Linked DNA regions of Mus musculus: region 1 is linked to region 2. Evidence: chromatin loops called from intact Hi-C (ENCODE). Cell type or tissue: heart. All regions are shown on one strand. Each heading gives the region's core, and the rest is flanking DNA. Links, peaks and the distances in the headings are about the cores only. Region 1 holds the start of Cldn15 (claudin 15). Region 2 overlaps Col26a1 (collagen, type XXVI, alpha 1).

What was found. A loop is a pair of places that touch in the nucleus more often than their neighbours do. Peaks named below come from ENCODE experiments on the same cell type or tissue, not always from the same donor. Only the 100,000 strongest peaks of a DNase experiment are listed, where the experiment ranks them.
Region 1: it touches region 2 in a loop (4-fold over the local background); 4 of 42 quality-filtered maps call a loop at or near these places.

The regions. Positions count from the first base shown.
Region 1 is chr5:136,965,474-136,975,694 of GRCm38, reverse strand. It overlaps Cldn15 (claudin 15), which reads right to left and starts at 7,826. Exons shown (of 5, transcript NM_021719.4): 1 at 7,372-7,826; 2 at 3,211-3,375; 3 at 1,173-1,254; 4 at 969-1,085; 5 at 1-881. The coding sequence starts at 7,588. The coding sequence ends at 779. It overlaps Fis1 (fission, mitochondrial 1), which reads right to left. Exons shown (of 5, transcript NM_025562.3): 4 at 10,025-10,130; 5 at 9,461-9,778. The coding sequence ends at 9,681. In heart, for the core only: a CTCF peak has its summit at 4,676 (motif pointing right); DNase peaks (open chromatin) are centred at 4,704, 7,012 and 7,924; H3K27ac peaks cover 1,138 bases.
Region 2 is chr5:136,785,558-136,795,778 of GRCm38, reverse strand. All of the region lies in intron 3 of Col26a1 (collagen, type XXVI, alpha 1), which reads left to right. Among named protein-coding and RNA genes, the nearest start is that of Gm30654, 36 kb to the left of the region's middle. In heart, for the core only: no CTCF peak of the experiment used is centred there; a DNase peak (open chromatin) is centred at 4,678; H3K27me3 peaks cover 333 bases.

The sequences.
Region 1 (10,221 bases), core at 1,047-9,046, 180 kb before region 2:
TCACAGCTATTAGCAATCTCCTGAGGTGGGTGACTCAGATCAGTTGTTAGTGACTCCCCCTTTCAAATCCTTTTGTTGAGAATGTGTGCATGTGTGTAGTCTATGTACAAGTCTGTGTGCCTGAGAAGGTGGGAAGAGGGTTTCCAGCTCCCTGCTCCATCGCGCTCCACCTCATTCCCTTAAGACTGCGTCTCATATGGAGCCTGGAGCCAGGGTGGAAGCCAGGAAGCCTCAAGAATACCTCAACCTAGCATACTTGGGTTGCAGGATTGTATCCATGGCCTGCCATTTACACAGGTTCTGGGGATTTGAACTCAGGTCCTCATACTTGGGTAGCAAACACTCAACTCACTGAGCCATCTCCCCAGCTCCCTGACACACTATCTCACTAGATGAGACAGCCCCCAAATTGGGCAGACTTGACAGTCTGTGGTTTGAAAAGGACTCCCTTATGTGGCTGTGACTCCATGACCCCTGGTGCCCCCTGAACAATCACAATATACATTTATTCATGCACACATTTATATGGAGTCACATGCTGCAGACACCTCTGTCCCCTTGTGTCCAGCTGTAAGAAGCAGGCAAGTTGCCCCTGAAGCTTCTGTTCCAGGGAGAGGCTGAGTGCCAGATAAGGTGTGCCTAGAGTGGGTAGTGGCTTCCAGGCACAGGGTGAGGCCAGGAAATTTGGCCTGTCCTGAGGTTATTAACTGGAGACTGGTCTGCCTGCAGGTCCTGGAGACAGTGGGACAAGAAATGGTGTCCAGCAGGCCAGAGCTTCCTACACGTATGCGTTTTTGCCATATTTACCGAAGCTGATGTCACTCTCATCCGAGGTGGCACGGGGTATCACAACCGTAGAAGGCTTGTAGGGAAGCCCAGCCCTGTGGGATGAAGAGGAAGGTGGGGTCACAGGGGTCATAGGATGCTGTGGTAATCACTCCATACCCTCCTCCCGCTCATCCCCTCACCTGGTGGCTGGTTCCTCCTTGGAGGAACAGCAGCAGGTGGAGAAGACACAGATGCCGCCCAGGATGGAGAGCAGGGAGGCACTCCAGCCCAAGTAGAGGGCGGGGCCCAGTTCATACCTGGAGGAGTGGAAAAGGTGAGTGCCAGCCCAGAGGAGTGTGGGCTGAGACCCACCTGCTGTCCCCAAGGGTGGGTTCCTCACTTACTTGGTTCCAGCATACAGTGGGTTGAAGAAGTCAGTAGTGATGTTGACGGCGTACCACGAGATAGCCACCATCCCACAGGCTCCTGGAGAAAAAGGTCTGAGGATCTGGTCCTATGTGCCCCTCCCACGCCACAACCCCCCCCACACACACACACACACATACACAAGCAAGTGAGCTACGAGGGGCTTGAGAGACGGGCAGAGCAGGAGCAGGGACGGAATGTCATGTCCAAGAGTAATGCTTCCTTTCCTCAGACATGGTCAAACTCCAGCCATCAGGTCACACAAGTCCCAGGGGATCTTTTTAAAGACAAGATCTTAGGAAGCCTAGGCTGGCCTTGAACTCACCATGTAGCCTGGCATAACCTTGATCCTGTTACCTCTGGAGAATATAGTCACGAGCCACCACAGAGTGCACGACTAGCCTTCAATCATATGGAGGGACTAGAATTTAAAAGGATTCCCTGGGAGACAGGGAGAACAGCCATGGCTGGGTAATAAAGAAGACCAACTTCTTCCTCCCTTCTGGACCCGAGACAAAAGCCTGGCAGCTTAAAACAAAAGCCTTGTGGACTTTCTTCTCCTGCCAGCACACCGCACTGATGGACTGACTCAACAGTCCAACACCCGATCAGGATATGTTACACAACACCTGAGGGCCCATCAGTCTACCCTGTCTTTCCTTCCAACTGACCAACCCTAAATTAGGAAGCATCTTCAGACTGAAAAAAAGAAACAGCCAAGCCTCAGCCCGTGACAGCCAAACCTCAGCCCTTGACAAGATACTGGACTTTCGGCGTCTCCAGCCCGCCCTGCTTTGCAGTCTTTCTCTGTGTGTCTGCCGCATGGTTGTATTTCCTTATCACTAATAAAAGCTTTTCCTCTACTGCAGATTCATTTGCTGTGTCCAAGATTTCTCCACTGCTCTCTGTCCAGCATGGGACTTTTTCCCCTGCCATTTAATAATTCTTTAACTGGCAGAGAACATGACCTAATCATGACCCCCAGATGCTAACAATCCACATCTTGAAAGCCCAGCCGTCCAAAAAAGTCTTTCCTGCCTCCGACATCCCTGTGGTTTGTCACTTACCTCCAGCAAACTGGCTAAGGGAACTTGCCAAGCCTTCAGAGCTAGGAAATGGAAATACCCCCCACTCTGTGTTATTTAGTGTGTGGTGTATCCACCTGAGTGGAGGTGCTCGTATGAAGGCCAAAGGAAAACTTCCCAAGGCTGGTTCTTCCCACCTACTATGGGGGTCTCTGGATCAATCTTGGGTCACCACAAAGTGCCTTCACTCTCCAACCCTGCGTGGTTTATCATGAAGAAGTGAAATGTGTGCAGAAATGAAGTAAGCTGGGCAGTAATGGGCCATCTGTATATCACTACTATGAGTGAGCATGTGTGTGTTATGTGTATGTGTGATGTGTGTGTATGTGTGTATATGCTGTGTATACGTGTGATATGCATATATGTATGCATGTGTGTATATGTGTGTATATGTGTATGTTGTATATATATATGATATGTATGTGCATATGTGTGTATATATGTATATGTGTACATGTATATGTGTATATATGTATATGTGTATATGTATGTGTGTACGTACATGTGTATGCTGTGTGTATGTGTGATACATATGTTGTATATATGTGTGTATGTGTATATGTCTGTGTTGTATATATGTGTGATATGTATGTGCATACGTGTGTGTGTATATGTGTATGTTATATGTATATGTGTGTGTATTTATGTGACTCTGTCTGTGTGTGTGTGTACATGCCCTGACTCTGATCTCTCAGCCAGTCATAAGCTCTGGAAGGAAACAGTCTCTCAGATCTGCCTGGGCTTTGGCTCAGATGGGAGCAGAGACAACCCTACCTTCGACAGTGAGTTGTGGTCTAGAGATCTGCAGGGTACAAACAGGGTGGAGAGAGGGGAGAGCTGAGGCACAGAGGGCTGGGGTCAACTGAAAGGGGAAGGTGAGACAAGCCCTGAGATACCCCCCACCCCGTGGGTCCACTCTGTCCCCCATTACCAGCAAGTATGTGGAGGGTCCCTGCAATGGCCAGCAGCTTGGCCTTCTTGGAGAGATCCATGTTGCCCACGTTGGTGCAGCGGAGTCCCACCATGCCTAGAAAGAGGCCCAGGAAGCCCAGGAGGATGGCGGTGATCATGAGAGCCCGGCAGCCCTGGACATACCCTGGAGAGTGTACAGTGGGGAAGCCATCAGCCTTTTCCTGCTGGTCTCTTGCACCTGAAACTCCTAGGACCCTCCCCCTTCAGGATCCATTCCAGACTCCCTCCTTATTTCTTTTGCTCCATCTTGGCTCCTCTTCTCTCACCCGCAGCCTAACTAAGCCTCATGTAGCCTAGGTTGGCCCCTCTTCTCTCATCCTCAGCCTAACTAAGCCTCATGTAGCCTAGGTTGGCCCCTCTTCTCTCATCCTCAGCCTAACTAAGCCTCATGTAGCCTAGGTTGGCCCCACACTTGTTGTAGTGGCTGAGCATGACCTTAAGCTTCTCCTCTGGTCTCTGCCTCACGGTGCTGGGGTGACGGGCACACACCACCAGTTCTGGGTTATATGATGCTGGGGATACAACCCATGTGTCCCTGGGGGAGCATAAACAGTATCTATCCCTTCCTCTGGAGGTCCCAAGAACAAACCAAAGTAGGACACCACCAAATGTCACGTTGGGTGACAAGTTTATCGAGCCACCTTACAGAGAACATGAAAAACCCTTACTGGCAGGAGGATGGCTAGCCCCAAAGTAGCCACAACGGAAAGTCTTCACCCAGCATGGATGATGGCTCCCACAGCCACAGAATTGAAGCCTCTTCCCTAGTCTTCCGCAGCCTGTCCATCCTAGCCTCTCCCTGAGGTATTAGGCCTCATACAATTAAGGCAGAACTGCAAATGTTTGGAGAGGTGATTAGACACTCAAGTGAGGGCTCAATGACTCTTCCCATACTCTCCTTTTTCTCCCTCCCTCCCTCCCTCCCTTCCTCCCTCCCTTCCTTCCTTCCTTCCTTCCTTCCTTCCTTCCTTCCTTCCTTCCTTCCTTCCTTCCTTCCTCTCTCCTACCCCACAAGACATGGTTTCCCTGTGTAGTCGCTGGCCATCCTAGAATTCGATACACAAAACTGGTCTCGAATTCAGAGATCTGCCTGCCTCTGCCTGTCTGTCCATCTGTCTGTCTGTCTATCTATTTATTTATCTATCTGCCTCAAATTTGCTACATAGCGCTAGGCATGGTGGTGCATGCCTTTAATCCCAGCACTCGGGAGGCAGAGGCAGGCGGATTTCTGAGTTCGAGGCCAGCCTGGTCTACAGAATGAGTTCCAGGACAGCCAGGGCTATACAGAGAAACCCTGTCTCAAAAAAAAAAAAAAAATGCTACATAGCTAACTCTTGATCCTCCTGCCTCAGCCTTGGTTTGCTGGGATTACAGGCCTATGCTACTATACCCAACACCTTGAACACTGGGTTGGAGCTGAGTAACCAGCAGGGGGCAGCAATGATTCAGGGCAGAGGGTAGAGGACCATGGAAGTTGGAAACCTGGGCCTAGGAACCCAGCCCAGTCAGTTCAGCTCAGAATCTTTTGGTGCCTTGGTTTCCCTTTCCCCAAAGCTGAGGGAAGCGTCTGGCTCCTCCTCCTGGTTTTGATGGTTGCCAAACACTCTCAGGAACCTTGTACCCCTTCTCTGGGTGGGGCCCATAGTGCATGGTGCATGGTGCAGAAGGCAAAAGGCTTGGGTCTCTGCCAAGAAGAGATGAAGGAGCCTGGAGTTAAGAGGTAGGGAGGGGGGACAAAGGTCTCTGAGAGGACGTTATGACTCCCAGCCACACCTTCTAGAGAGTTCTCCCACCAATTCTTTTTTTTTCCCCATAGTCCCCTCCCTCCCACCAATTCTTTATGTGCAGAGAACGCTAATGGACAAAGGAAAGATGACTGAAGGGCCTATGGGTATGTGGATCCAGAGAGTGGTTGAATAGAATAGAGACTGCACAGGTGTGAAGTCATTAACTGGTTGTTAGGCCTGGCTTGGTGAGTTATGCCTGAAATCACCACAGCACTGAAGAGGTTGAGGCAAGAGGGCTGCATGTTCAAGGCCAGCCCGGGCAGCTCAGCAATATTGTCTCAAAATGGAATATAAAAAGAAGGTTGGCACTGTAGCTCAGAGGTAGAGCTTTTTGCTTGCAATTCCCCAGTGAGGGCTTGGGGTAGTTCTTAGTGGTATAACCCTGGCCTAGACTCCTCCACTGAGGGACAGAGGGTAGCTCAGTGGTATCATGCTTGTCTGGTATATGTATATATATGGTTCTGACTTTAGTCTCTAATATTGGGTGCAAAGGGGGCAGGGCGATCCCTCTTGGAACTCAGTAGACCATAGAAGAATAAACTGGCTCACGGCTTACACACAGTAAATAGAAATCACAACTTCTCTCCACTTCCTCTGCCTCTAGACAGGCTGCTTACCTCTGCAGAGTGGCTGCACTTTGACAAAACGAGGTTAACGGTGTAAATATATCTGAAAAGCACAGACTGCTAAGGGAAGGGGAATGTCCATGTAAAAGGAAAAGCTACGCATGGTAGTGCACACCTGTAATCCCAGCACTTGCAAGGCTGGTGCAGGAGGCTCTTTTCCAGTTCAGGACTAGCCTAGGCTACATGAGGTCAGAGATTGGACTACATAGCAACACCATGTCTCAAAACAATGTGTGTGTATGTGTGTGCACACGCGCGCACGTGCGTGCATGTACACACACACACACCAAACCAAAGAACATAACTCCCTCCATTACCCCGAGCAAACTCCATGTGGTTTTCCTCCAAATTCAAGTTCTCTTATGGGCAAAGAGCAGCAACCCCGTGTGAGACCCCCCTACACACACCAGGCTCACAGCAAAATGCCCTCTGCACACCAGGGATGCAGCAGGCTGGCCGGGCGCTGCGTTGACTCTATGCATGGTCCCCTCTGGCCACTTATTGCTCTGAGTTTGTGGCCCAGAATAGATTCAGTTTTTCCACAGGTTGGGTATGGAGCATAGTCAGCAGTCCTAGCTGCTGGCTACCTCAGGAGAGCTGGGGAAAGCGGAGTACCAGAGATTCACCTAGACACCATCTCAGCTCAGAGCATCTTCCAGATATGAGGTCATTTCACAACGTTCTGTTTGCCACCCTGGGCAGGTCTCAGATTCCCCTACCCACTCACTCACCACCTGCAGTTGGGATCCCAGAAAAGCAAGACCAGAATCTAGTGTCAGGAACAACCAGAGAGGGTTCATGGTCATCGACTCTTTGTATCTGTAGTGTGGGGACAACTGGGAAGTCTAGTGGATGCCCGGGAGGTGATGGTGTGGACACGCACATGGCAGAATCAGTTTGGGGAGCTACTGTTTGGTTTGGATTGGTGCACGTGTTATGTGTGTTTGGGGATCCCTTGGGGGAAATGATGGGAGGGAAGGGAGGAGGTGTTGTGCGGTGAGCAAGAAAGGGGCAGGAGAAGGCTCCAAAGAAGGGCTAGGCCCAAGGTAGGCTGCAGGCTGCAGTCATTTAAGACCATCAAACAACACAAAACACTCTGAGCCCCAAATACACTTGTGCAGCCGCATAATGGCCTCTCCAGCATGCATCTAAACTTCCTAGTAGACTCCCTTCTGTCTGGAGTTTCAGCAGAGCAGGGAGACCCCCAGACGGTGGATGTTTGGAGAGCTATTGAGGGTGGCGTTCAACCAGCAAGATGGGCGTCTTGGTCTCACCCCTGCCAACTGAGCCAACCCTTCCCAGAACAAACTGCTAAAATACAGTCAACATCCCGTGCGCGCCTGCACGCTGCGTTGCTGAGAAGCCCCTTGACCACCAGCACACTAGCACCATGACGACTCTCAGCTTGCAGGTGGCTACCACCAAATTCATTCCATCCTTTACCTAGAGCTAGCAAAGACCCAAATCACATCTGGAAGCCCCCCTCAGCTGGCTGAGGGTCACACTTGAGGGCAGGGAACCGTGTGTAACACTCACACCTGTTCCATTCTGGGTCATACAGCACCCTTTTCTGTAGCTGTCCAGAACCAAGAGCTTCATCTGAAATCCTTGTGTCCCAAAGGCAACTACCTCCACCCTTTCCTCAAGGATCACTCCACCTAGCTCCCCAACCTCTCTCTGTCCCCTAGAGCCTCCCTCACCCCATACCAGAGAGGGCCAGCATGGACGGAAAGTCCCAGCAGTTGGAGACTCCCAGGGAGTCGGTGGCACAGCTGTACCACAGGTTCTCAAAGATGGTGTTGGTGGTGATGACGTTGCCATGGACCGTAGACACTCTCCAGTAGCTGTTTGAAAGGGTCAACCCCAGCATCAGCAGTCCCAGGGCTGACATGAAGAAGCCGAAGGTCTCCACAGCTACCGACATGCTGGGATGCAGGTCCCCCAAGGGGGCTTGAGCCCCAGGGATTGAGAGGGAGAGTTGGCACCTCCAGGTGAATTCCGGGGGCTTTGGCCCAAAAGGGATGTCACGGAAGACTGAGGAGGGAGAAGGCTGAAGGAGCGCTCATCCAGCTGCGATTCTTGTCTGCCGTCTTCTGGAGGTCAGGTCTGAGTGCCTCTGCCTGGTCTCTGGGAGGCTCTGCTTCCTGGCAGGTCAGAGGAATGAGCCAAGCCTGCTCCGCTCCGCAGCTGTTGATTGTGATGGAGGGAATAAACGGGCCAAAAGTCCACCCCCTCCCCCGGCCTCCGGCCTAGCCCGAGACTCCCCGCCCTAGGAGTGGGGAGGCTGGACTTACTAGGAGACTTAGGGATACAGCCAAGGAGCAGCCCCCAAGGGAGGCATTAGGAATCCAGGGGAAGTGGCCTGTCTCTGACTCAGCTGTCACCAGGGCCAGGGAATGAAATTAGAGGGACAAAGAGTTTTAGGTACCCAAAAGACCAGAGTGTCTAGAGAAGAAACCTTCTAACAGGCCCACCACAGGCTTCCATGATGGACTAAGAGAGCCTGAGAGCAACCTAAGACGCTGAAGACCCTACAGATGGGACACTAAATTGCCAAGGACCATGGAGTTTGAGTTGGGGGTGACAAGACCTCTCAGCCCTGCCAACCTGGATGTCTTTATCATAGGGCCCTGGGCTTGGATTTTTGGCTCTCAGCCTTGTTGACACAACATTATTGCCTTTTGGGTTGTAATGGGAGTTGGGACCACAGATCATAGCTCCTGGGCACACTCCCATTGCCCCAGCGGCTGCTTGGATCTAAATGCCACAGGGCTGAGGTGAGGCCACCGAATTCTACTTTCCTCCAAACTTCCTGAACTTGAATTGCCCCTCCAGGTGCCCTTTGACTCTTCGGTCCTGAGTTTGATCTTCCTGCCAAGGGTCCAGGGGCCCAGAGTGGGGGGCTGAACATAGGCCTAAGGCATAATTCTGGTTAATCTCTCTCCCTGTCCACTTACTAGGAACCATCACCAGCTCTATTAATCATGATAAGCGGAAACCTCTGGGTTCCCCACCCCACCCTAGCTGAGCACCTGTATGAACATAGATTCCCTTGTTGACTGCTTCCTGGTCTTGCTTGTGAAGTTGGCCCCAGGTTCCCTTTCTATGTGAGACAGAGCTATGCCCACCATGGCTCCCCATCCCCTCCTTCTCTGAATTAGGCTCCTCCACGCTCCCCTCAGGTACCTCCTCTTGCCCCCCCCCCCCCCCAGCGAGCCTGCCAGGGGCTGTGGAATGACAAGAATGCAGGAAAGTCAAACAGGCCCACGCAGAGCCTGGCACAAGGGGCATGGGGTGAGCTCTGTGAGATCTCTGCCTCCCATCCCACAGGCTGGGGCTGGGGTATCCTGTGCCCAACAACCCCCACGGTCCCTGCCATCTCCACACAGCTTCCTCTCTCACCCTACGTCATCAGTGTCCCCTGAAGGAGAAAGATTGGGCAGAGGAAGGGGAGGGGGCAGGAAGACAAAGGGAGGGAAGGGTGGGGTTTGGAGGAAGCCCAGTGGAGGCCCCTGCAGTGGAAAACTCCCAGGCAGCTGTGTGGGTCAGAGGAGACCAGAGTCATAAATCGCAGCTCTGTCCCTCTGCTCACTGTTCTCTCCCAGGATTCTGGGGCGGTGGAAAAGCCGTGTCCTCCAGCGAGGTTCCTTGTTCCTTCCAAGTGGATTCAGGATAAGGGAGGAAGGAAGGGTGTGGGCTAAGATGCTGGCAGAGGAACCTGGAGTGGGGCAGAGAGGGCTGCGGTGCACCCGGTGAACCTGGTCTCCCTCAGCCAATGCTCGCTCACACACAGAGCTTCCCGAGCCACGGCCCAATTTTATTTACACTCATTGCAAAGCATGACAGGGTTAAACGACAGGTGCAGGGGCTAAGAGGCTGGGGGTCATGGAGACTGTAGAGGTAGACTACAGGGGTGCAGGAGAAAAGGGAAGGCGATGGTGAGGATGGACAGGCCCCTCTTCCAGTGTCCCCCAGGCTCCTAGGCGTCCCGGGGCAGAGAGCAGGTGAGGCTGCCTTCAGGATTTGGACTTGGAGACAGCCAGTCCAATGAGTCCAGCCAGGCCTGCCACGCCCAGGGCCATGCCACCAACGATGGCCATGCCTACCAGTCCATCTGGAAAAGGAAGAGGGAGGTGTGAGCAGACCAGTCCCGCCCCAGGCTCCTGACCACACTCCCCTCCACAGAAGCGGGGCACCTGTACCCAGAGTCTGCGGGTTGGAACTCTGGGGCTACAGAGACCTTGGAGGGTAGGTCTGATGAGGGACTCTGTGTGTGTGTGTGTGTGTGTGTGTGTGTGTGTGTGTGTTCCCAAGGGCCCCGCTGGGGAGGAGGAAGAACAGCCAACAAGAGGCCTGTCACCTTTCTTCATGGCCTTATCAATCAGGCGTTCCAGCTCCTTGGCCTGGTTGTTCTGGGGCTCAGTCTGCAACAGCCCTCGCACATACTTTAGAGCCTTTTCATATTCCTGCAATCAGAGGAAAGGCACACCTCACACGACACGTTCCTCGGGATGCGTCCCCCTGAGCCCCCCCACCCAGGGGTGTCCTTCCCTGGCC
Region 2 (10,221 bases), core at 896-8,895:
GGGGTCAACCTCAGATTGTCAAGCTTGGCAGCAAGCACCCTGAGCCAGTGAGCCATCCCACCCACCGGCCCTTGCTACCTCTGTCACCTGAGGAGATTCTGAACTGGAAATCCACACCTTGCCCGGCTCCAAGTCCGGGTTGACAGCATTTCCATATGTGGGGAAGATGTTGAAGCCAGAGCCGAGGAACGTGATGATGGGGTCTGGGATGCATAAAGCACACCCCTCCTGTCATCTCCTCCATCCTTGCAGAGCCTCCAGAGGCCCAGCGGGGGCGGGGGGGCGTTATGATGTTTTTACTTTCTCATGTCAAACTCGAGGCCACTGAGCTCAGAGGAATTCTGGGAATCACTCACAGGGCCTACGTGTGAAGGGCTGAGTCTGGATTGATTGATTGATTGATTGATTGATTGATTGATTATTTATTTATTTATTTATTGTAAGGATTGAATCTTGGGTTTCATGTATCACTGATCCACGCCCCCAGCCCCTCCCTGGGGGATTCTAGGCAGGGGCTCTACCACTGAGCCAAACTGTATCCCAGTTGTTGTTTTGTTTTTGTTTTTGTTTTTGTTTTTAAACAGAATCTCACTAAGTTGCCCAGATTGGCCTTGGATACATTCTTTAGGTCAAGTTTTTGACAACAGGACAGACTCAGTGGTAAAGTACTTGCTTAACACGCATGAGGTCCTAAATTCAATCCTAGACCACAAAATCCACCCATCCACCCACCTACACATTCACAACCCTCCCACCCACCTACCCATTCACAACCTTCCCACCCACCTACCCATTCACAACTCTCCCACCCACCTACCCATTCACAACTCTCCCACCCACCTACCCATTCACAACTCTCCCACCCAACTACCCATTCAGACACCCACTCACTCACCTACCCACCTACCCATCCATTCATCTATCCACCAACATACCCATCTACCCACCCACTCACCTATCCATCTACCCCCACCCCACCCCCACCCAATCCACCCACTGGTCCACCCACCTATCTGAAAGAAAGGAAATAATGACCCAGAGTCGTGTTCTACTGAAGAGAAACCTGCTGTCTGTCTCAGCAGCTAAGAGAAATCCTGGTCAGAGTCCTGAGAGGCAAGAACTTCATGTTCCAGAGAGACACCAAAATCAAATTGGCAGGAGGGAGAACCTGAGGCAAAGAGCTAAAGAGCATACATGGAGGGTGTTGACGATGATGTATAGGGCACCCCTCAGTGCTGCGGAATAGCAAAGAAATCATGAGTTCCAGAAGAAACCAGCCCAGCCCCACCTTCACATGGCTTCCCTGGGGAAGCAGTGTGAGAAACTGAGGGGATAGGATTGGGGCGGAGTTGGGAGGGCGGGTCAGCAAACGCCAGGACAGAGCTGCTGGCGGGGGTGGGGCGGTGGAGAGGCACAGGGGACAGGGCGGGCAGGGTCAGGAGGATCCCTCGGGCTCACTGCCTGACCTACTCCATCTAATTGGTGAACTCTGGACCAATGGAAAATTCTGTTTCAAAGGAGATGAATAGTGTTCCCGAGAATAATACATGTGGTTGTCCTCTGGCACACACGCACTTGCATGCACTTGCACGCGCGCGTGCGCGCACGCGCTGGCGCACTCACACGGGTGCAGAGAGACAGAGAGAGATTAAAAAGAAGGGACTGGAGAGATGGCTCAGCAGTTAGGAGAACTTGCTGCTTTTGCAGGGGATCCATGTTCTGTTCCCAGCACCCACATAGTGGTTCACAGCCCCTGCACCTCTGATTCCGGGGGTCTGACGCCCTCTTCCGGTCAATTTGGGCACTGCATACATGTGATATGCATACACTCTCGCAGGCAAAACACTCAAATACATTAAAAACTAATTTTAAAAGAGAAGAGAAAAAAGTAAAGAAACGAAAGTTTTTTAAAAAACTAAGACAAATACCTCTTTACATCTTATTACTTACTTATTTATTTATTTATTTATTTACTTACTTATTTACTTATTAAGTGTGTTTGTGTGTGTCTGCATGCCCTCACAGGCCATGGCAATCCTGTGAAACAGGACAACTTGTGGGAGCCAGTTCTCTCCTTTCAGCTTGAGGGTCCCAGGGATCACATTCTGCCTGTCAGCATTGGCAGCAAATGACTTTACCAATAGAGCCATCTCACCAGCACCAAATAAACTCATGGATGGGGGGAAAACAGGCCAAACAGCTAAGAGATGGACAGGCATTTGCCTGAAATGGCCTAGTCACCATAGGTGACATGCCAGACCCTAAGTCACCGGTGTAGGAAAGAGCTTCCTGCCCACCTTGCTCCAGTTCTTGTGGCTCTAAGAAGTTTGTGTGTACGTGTGCGCATGTGTGCACATGGGATGTGTGTGCATGTGTGCATGTGGGATGTGTGTGTGCATGTGTGTGCTCACATATGTGCATACGAGATGTGTGTGCGTGTGTACATGTGTACATGGGGAATGTGTGCGTGTGTGTACATACACTGGACCACACGTAGAAGTCAGTAACTTCCCCTCCTTCCATCTTGTTTGAAACAGTAAGCTGCCAGGCTGGCCTAAGACCTTCTGTGCCCAGCTTTTTCAGTGGGCTCGGGGAGTCCACTGAGGTCCACCCGCTTGCGAGGCAAGCAAACAAGAGGCCTCTCTCTTGACCTGTCTCCTACCCTGGAAGCCAAAACTCCTGACTTGTTCATCCATCCATCCTTTTGACCAATCTTCCAGGCTGGAGAAGATCATGGCTCCCATTAGAGGTCAAAGTCTCTAGATGAAAGTGCATTTCCCCCCCGCAGTCTTTGGGACAGATACCTCAGTCCTCCGTGATGGGGCCCTCAAAGTGCTGCCTCTGGTCTCCCTGCTGATTCTGCTGTGAGCGGCCGGCGGCCTCTGTCTCCTGCATATTGCGAGCACATGTGCTTACACACACAGGCCTATTCACAGTACGCCAGTGCTGAAAACCACATTAAAAATGAAAATCTGAGGAGAGGGAGGCACTCTGTAACATGCTTTATTTTATTTTCGTTCAGACCTGGAAAGAAACTCGCCTTGGCTGCTAATCAAAGAGGTGATGGGAGCCTCTTAGCAGAGACCAAAGCGTCCCTGCCTGTCTCTTGGGACAGTGGCTCTGGCTTGAAGCAGTTGAGAGAGGCTCCCCCAGACCATGGCTGGTCTATCAGCTGGACTTTTTCGTGTCGGCCTGGGTTCTCCTTCCATGGGACATGAGATCCCTTCCCTCTGCTCTCCCAGCCCATGTTCCAGAATGCAGAAATGGATTCTGGGCTAGGGGTGGGGTTGGGGGTGACCAGACGGACCTCCATTTACTTCTGGAAATGCAAACCCTTTTCAATCACTAGGACCTCATGGAAAGAGTGTATTTAAAGACCTTGGCCCAGGGGGCTGGTGAGACAGCTCAGGGGGTAAAAGTGCTTGCTTACAAGCATGAGGACCTGGGTTCGGATCCCGCATAACAAGTCAGGCATGATTCCTGGGATGCCTTTAACTCGAAGACTGTGGAGGATGGCTGGAGCTTGTAGGTTGCTATCCTGGCTGAAAACACAAGTATCCGGGTTCAGGGAGAGCCTCTGACCTGAATAATAAAGCCGAGAGAGAGAGAGAGAGAGAGAGAGAGAGAGAGAGAGGAGGGAACATGGCATTCTTCCTAGGGCTCCATGTGCATGTGTGTGTATGTATATACACCACACACACACACATATGTGCGCATGCGCGCACACGCACGCGCACGTGCATATACCCCTACCCCACAGGCATGGCAGTGTGTGCTGTAATTTGAGCACTGAGGAGGCAGAGACAGGCAGGTCCCCTGGACTTACTGGCCGGAAGCGTAGTCTACTTAGTGAGTTTTGGTTCAGTATGAGATCGTGTCTCTAAATAATTACAGTGTCTGAAAAAGATGACAGCCGAGGTTGTCCTCTAGCTTCTGTGTGCCTGCCACGTGCGCGCGCACACACACACAAGCACACATATGCACACACAAAAAAATAAGATATTAGGTGAGGAGGTGGACAGTGATTCCAAGTCCCACGGTGGTAGGATGGGAAGGTGTTCTGGCTGACTCCAGATCTGTACTGTAGAATTTGTACCAGACCTCTGAAGAGCCTCAGTTAGACAGACAATGGTCACAACACACTAAGATTTGTGCCCCTGCATCCTGGCCCTCCCAATGTCCAGCATCCTTCCTGTGTGCTCCATAGTCCCTTCACCCCACACACATTGAGAAGCTAAGCTCTGAGTTGTGGCTGTAGCTCAATTTGGAGAGGGCTTGTCTAGCCTAGATTTCATCCCCAGCACCACATACTGGCACATATAGACACATGTCCGTAATCCCAGCACATGTGAGGTGTATCCAAGAGGGTCAGGAATTCAAGATACATAATGAGTTCAAGGCCAGCCTGGCCTACATAAGAACCTGTCCCAACAAAACAAAACAAACAAGCGACTCCCCTTTAGCTCCCTAGAAACACTTCTAATTCTTGCTTGATGACAAGCACCCCATTTAACTAACCCATTGGCTACTGAATCGCAAATCTCAAAGCCCTGCCTAGTTTTTTGCTGCTATTGTTTTTTGTCCGTTGCTAGCCTGTTGTTCTGCTGTCTGTGGGGCGCCTTTGAGCCACCTCAGCTGCACTAGTTGTCACCCCATCAAGAGTAAGCTGTCTAGCTCCACTCTGCTTGGCTACAAGCCAAACAGCAACTATTGGCGAACACAGATGTCTTTGTGCAAAGCCGGCAAAGACAACCTCTCATGGAGGTGCGTGGCTGCCACCTGCTGGACGGATGTGGTACTGACCATAGGAATTCATGGGACCTGGCTGGGATTGTACAGGTTCAGCGCCTGGGTTCAGTAACCTTGGACCTGCTCATATCTTCTCTTCCAATGACCCGGAGCTATTGCTCGCTCACCAGGGGCATGTGAACATGGCAGATAGGCATGTAGAGTACTTTAGAGACAGAACCCCTCCTGTAGAGATGGCTCTGTGGTTCAGCTGATGGAGTGCTTTCCTATAGCTCAGGAGGCCCTAGATTCCGTCCAGCACCGTGGTGCATACCCTAATTCCTGTACTGGGGATGGGGGAGGCAAGAGGATCAGGAAATTAAAGTGGGCCTTGGCCACATAGGGGGTTCAAGATCAGTTTGACCTAACTGTAAGATTCTTTTTAAAAACAACAGCAAAAAAAAAAAAAACAAAAAACAAAAACAAACAAACAAACTCAAACTTCAGTTCCAACAGAGTGCATTCTTTCTTTTAAGAACAATCAATTTCTCACCTATAAAATGGGAATACTGATAACACTGGTAATACCTTCCTTGTAGGGATGTGGTGAAGTTTATCTGGTGAATATTTGTTAACTGCTTAAAACAGGATCCAGGGTATAGCCTGGTGGATGCTCACTTGCCTAGTAGATGCTCAGCTAGCCCTGGATCCCACCAATTGTATTGTCATGCATGCACACCTAACAGTATATATTAATGTTAATGCAATTCAAACGGTAATTATTATCAAATATATTTCATATATTGATGTGATGTGTAAAGAGAAGACAGAAGATACATACATAGTGAACAGAGACATAGATATAGCTAATAAACATGGTAGGTAGATCTGTAGACTGAAAATAGATAATAGATAAATGATAGATAGAAAGACAGACAGATGATAGATAGACAGTGATAGATAGATAGATAGATAGATAGATAGATAGATAGATAGATAGATAGACACGTGACACATGATCGCTAGGGCCTGACCATCCCACCCTGCCTCTTATGAATGGCTTTCCCTTGTAGCTCTGAAAGTTTTTCATCACAAGCTGGGTGGCACCCCTCCATTCTGCCTCCAGGCTGCCCCTCCTAAGGCAAAAATCTTACAGCGGCTGCCTTAGGCCCTCAGGTGCCCTTTTGTTTGTGGGGATGTTGTGTTTTAAGACTGCTACCATGTAGCTGAGGTTAGTCCTCCAGACTCAGCCTCTCAAATGCTGGCATCACAAGCATGCACCACCATGCCTCGCTTTAATGCCTTCTGATGCCTCTGAGCTGTGAACCCGTCATCTGCAGGGACAGAGCCTCGTTTGGCTCTGAATTTCCAGGACCTAGTTTAACTCTGATCTCAGAAGGGAGGTTGAATAATACAACATGGAGACAGGCCTGGGTTCCATCCATTGCTTGTGATGCCCATGTCTCTGTATGTGTTTGCACTATACCTACATCTACATCTATTTGTGGCTGTCTGTAAGGTGCTAGCTATGTAAGCATGAGGATTGGAATTTGATATTCAGAACTCACATGATGGTTATGGCTCTGTGCACTTTGTAAATCCAATGCTGGGGGCCGGGTGGGGGCATGGAGAGACAGGTGGATCCCTGGGGCTTATTGGCCAACCAGCCTAGTAATTGCTCTGCCTCAGATCCCAGTGAGAGAGAAACCTGATTTCAAGAAAACAGGGTAGACAGTTCTGGAGGAAAGACACACACACACACATACACACAAACACACATGCATACACTACATGCATATATATATACTCATATGCACATATACACACAAAGGCCTGACATAAACTGACCACCACAGAGAGCATTGTTGTCTTCTGTCACTGAGTTAATGAGATTTCATCTCAAAAACAAAACAAAACAAAACAAAAAAAACTCTAAAGCGTGCATAACAACCTGGTGTGCAGCACATTTGCAGCTCAGGACACTGGCCTTTGAGGTTAAGTTGCTTGGGTTCCCTTAGCCAGGAAAGGGGTTCTATCTGGGTTCTAGCCGAAGATGGCTGAGTGCAGAGGTTAGGTTGGCCCATGTCCTGGATGCCTTCCTGGGGGTGGGGTGGGGGACACTGGAAAGCATGCTGGTCTCTGGGGGTTATTAGTCCCTGCTCTCCTATCCCTCAGAGGACTAGAGGACTGGACACCAAGAGTCCTGCGCTTCAGTTCCATTTCTGTTGATGTGACAAAACACTAGGGAAGGAGAGGGTTTGCTTGGGCCCTAGAGGTCACAGTCCATCACTGAAGGAAGTTCGGGCAGGCATTCAGGCAGGAGCTAGAAGCTGAAATCATGGAGAATGCTGCTTACTGGCTCACTCACAGGCTCATGCTTAGATAACGTTCTAATACAGGACCACTTGCCCAGGGAATGGAGCTGCCCATAGTGGGCTGGGCCCTCATATCAATTAATAGTCAAGACAACCGCATACAGATATATCCGCACAGACCAATCTGATCAGGGCAAGTCCTCAATTGAGACTCCCTTGTCAACATGTCTATGAGGTGTCATGTTGACAGGTAAAGCTAAGATGACAGGTGTGCCATCAGCAGACCGGGCCCAGACCGGGCCCAAGCTCCAGCTCTGCCCCTGGCTTCTGCATGTCACAGGAGGGTCGCTAACCTCTCCAGACAGCTTCATCGTGCTACCATCTGCCTTTGGGGAGTGGAGATTTTGTAAATTGACTCCAAAGACAAGGTGTCCTTCTGAAGTAGTCTGGGGTGAAGCGTCTATGGAAAGTCTAAGAAGCTTGGTGGTTGTCCCTTCGACAGGAAATGAAAGCCCGGAATTGAATGGCTAAATTTCAAGTGAGAAAGGACACTGTTTTAGAACAAATATGGGTGCCTTCAAACACCCATAATTGTAAACTGGAAATGGCCATATTTGAAGTCAGAATCAGTGTCATTTAAACCGGAAGTGTGGTAGCTTCACATCAAATTCTGTTCCTTCTGCGATGTATCTTTCTCTGTCGTCTCTGACGTAGAGCTCGTACACACAAAAACAAAATGCCTAGGAAATTCCATTTGGATGGCTTTCCTTCCTGCCTAGCTAAAGGAGAAAGCTGGTTGTGTTTCTCTGGAATTGTTGGGGAAATGTATTAGTTGAAGACTCTAAAAAGAGATGGCCGTTCTGTCGCCAGTTTGGAATGCTGAAACCCCGTATACCCTCAGCGTCTCGAACATTCTGGGTTTTCAAGCTCAACTGATGAAGTCTATGCAGACATTCTTGAATCTTAACTCCAAAATTTTGAGACATTTGTAGTCCCAAGTGTTTCATTTATCTAAGGGAGATGGGACAAGTCACAATAACAGACTTGTCTGGTTGGTTTTAGAATAACTTACTGAGGCTCGAGTCACACCAAGCAAAACTAAACACGTCAACATGACTGACTTGAATGTGTTTAGTTACAATCACTACACTGTTTAGTTGCTACCTGTATCTTGTCCTAAACTGTTTCTATTTTAAATTTGATTGTGTGTGTGTGTGTGTGTGTGTGTGTGTGTGTGTGAGAGAGAGAGAGAGAGAGAGAGAGAGAGAGAGAGAGCATGTATGTGCAGTAACATCTCATTTTGGGAATTCTGGTTTATTCGAAGCATCTTTTCATGTGTTCGTTGGAGAGACATCTATACAGAAATGTCTTTTTAACCTTTTCAATTTGAGCTGTTGGGGCAACTCAGTGCTCAGGAATGCCTGATGCTCTTTCAGAAGACCTGAGTTCAGACCATAGCAACTATGTCAGGCTGTTCAAACCACCTCTAATTCCAGCTCCAAGGGATCCGTGCCCTCTTTGCGCACACACACACACACACACACACACACACACACACACACACAAATGTTTTTTTTTTCCGAATTGAGCTGCTTGCTTTTTTGTTGTTGACCTATATAAGATAGGATCTGAATATTATGATGTCATTGGTCACATGACTTATGAATATCCTCATTCTATGGCTTGTCTTTCCACTTTCTTTGTGATGTCTTTAGGAATGGAAGAGATTATGTTTTAATTTTAGTCTTAGTGATTTCCTCTTAATGTTTTATCCATACTAGATCTTTCTGTAAAGTTGTGGTTGGTCTAGTACTCTGTGTGTACTTAGACTGTCCTGGAACTTATGGCAATCCTCCTGCCTCAGTCTTTTGAATGGTAATATTTCAGGTGTATGCCACCATTCACAGTTGACAAAAGTGAGCTCCAGGTTCAATAATAATAAACTGGAGGGGCTGGAGGTGGCTCCGCAGTTAAGAGCGTGCTTGTGCTGCTCTTGCAAGGGACCCAGGTGAAGTTCACACCCATGCCAGGGGCCTCACAGCTAGCCGTGTAACTCCAGCTCCAAGGGCTCTGAAGCCTCTGGCCTCCCAGGGCATTTGTATTCACGTGCACATATGCCAACAAAATGAATAAATGAATCCTTCTCTTTTTTTAAAGGTAAGGTGGAGGGAAATGACTGAGGAAGACACTGGGGAATGGACTTCTGGCCTCCACACTCATCACATGCAAATAAAATTACAAAAGGAGGGATTTAGTTAAATAAACAAGGTCAAGGTCTTAGACTTTAGGGGTCACATAGCCCATTTTGCTAAGAATTAGACAAAACCATCTGTCTTGTTCACTAAAACCAGCCCCCTACAGAGACTCTTGCTTATTGGGATCCTAGAGGGTTCTATCATCTCATTGAATCTAGATCTTAGGTCTTCCAGATAAGATAAGATGGTAGGATAGAGAGAGCCTTAATCCCACTGGGCCTTGGTTCATGGTGTGTGTGTGTGTGTGTGTGTGTGTGTGTGTGTGTGTGTGTGTGTTGCTCTCCTCTGTTCTGCTCCCTCCTCCTCTCCACACTCCTTTGTTTCTCTTGGTTTGGCTTTACGGAGCCAGGGTCTCCTGTAGCCTGGACTCACCTGAACTCACCTCGATCTGAAAGATGGCCCTGATCCTCCTGAGTGCTGGTATTGCAGGTGTACACCCGTCTGGGGTCCCTTTTCAGCCTCCCAGGCACTTGACTCCTGTATGGGTTAGTTTTAAATGTCCGCTTGCCAAGTCCAAGAGAATCTCATTTGAGGGATCACCCAAACCAAACTGCCTTGTTGGCCTATCTGTAGGGGATTGTCTTGATAATTTATTGATATCAGAAGAACCAGACCTGCCGGGTGGTGGTGGCGCACACCTTTAATCCCAGCACTCAGGAGGCAGAGGCAGGTGGATTTCTGAGTTCGAGGCCAACCTGGTCTACAGAGTGAGTTCCAGGACAGCCAGGACCATACAGAGAAACCCTGTCTTGAAAAACCAAAAAAGAAGAAGAAGAAGAAGAAGAAGAAGAAGAAGAAGAAGAAGAAGAAGAAGAAGAAGAAGAAGAAGAAGAAGAAGAAGAAGAACCAGACCCTTGTGGGCAGCACCATTCCCTAGGCCTTGACCTAGAGAAAACTATCTGAACAAAAGCAAAACAAAAGTA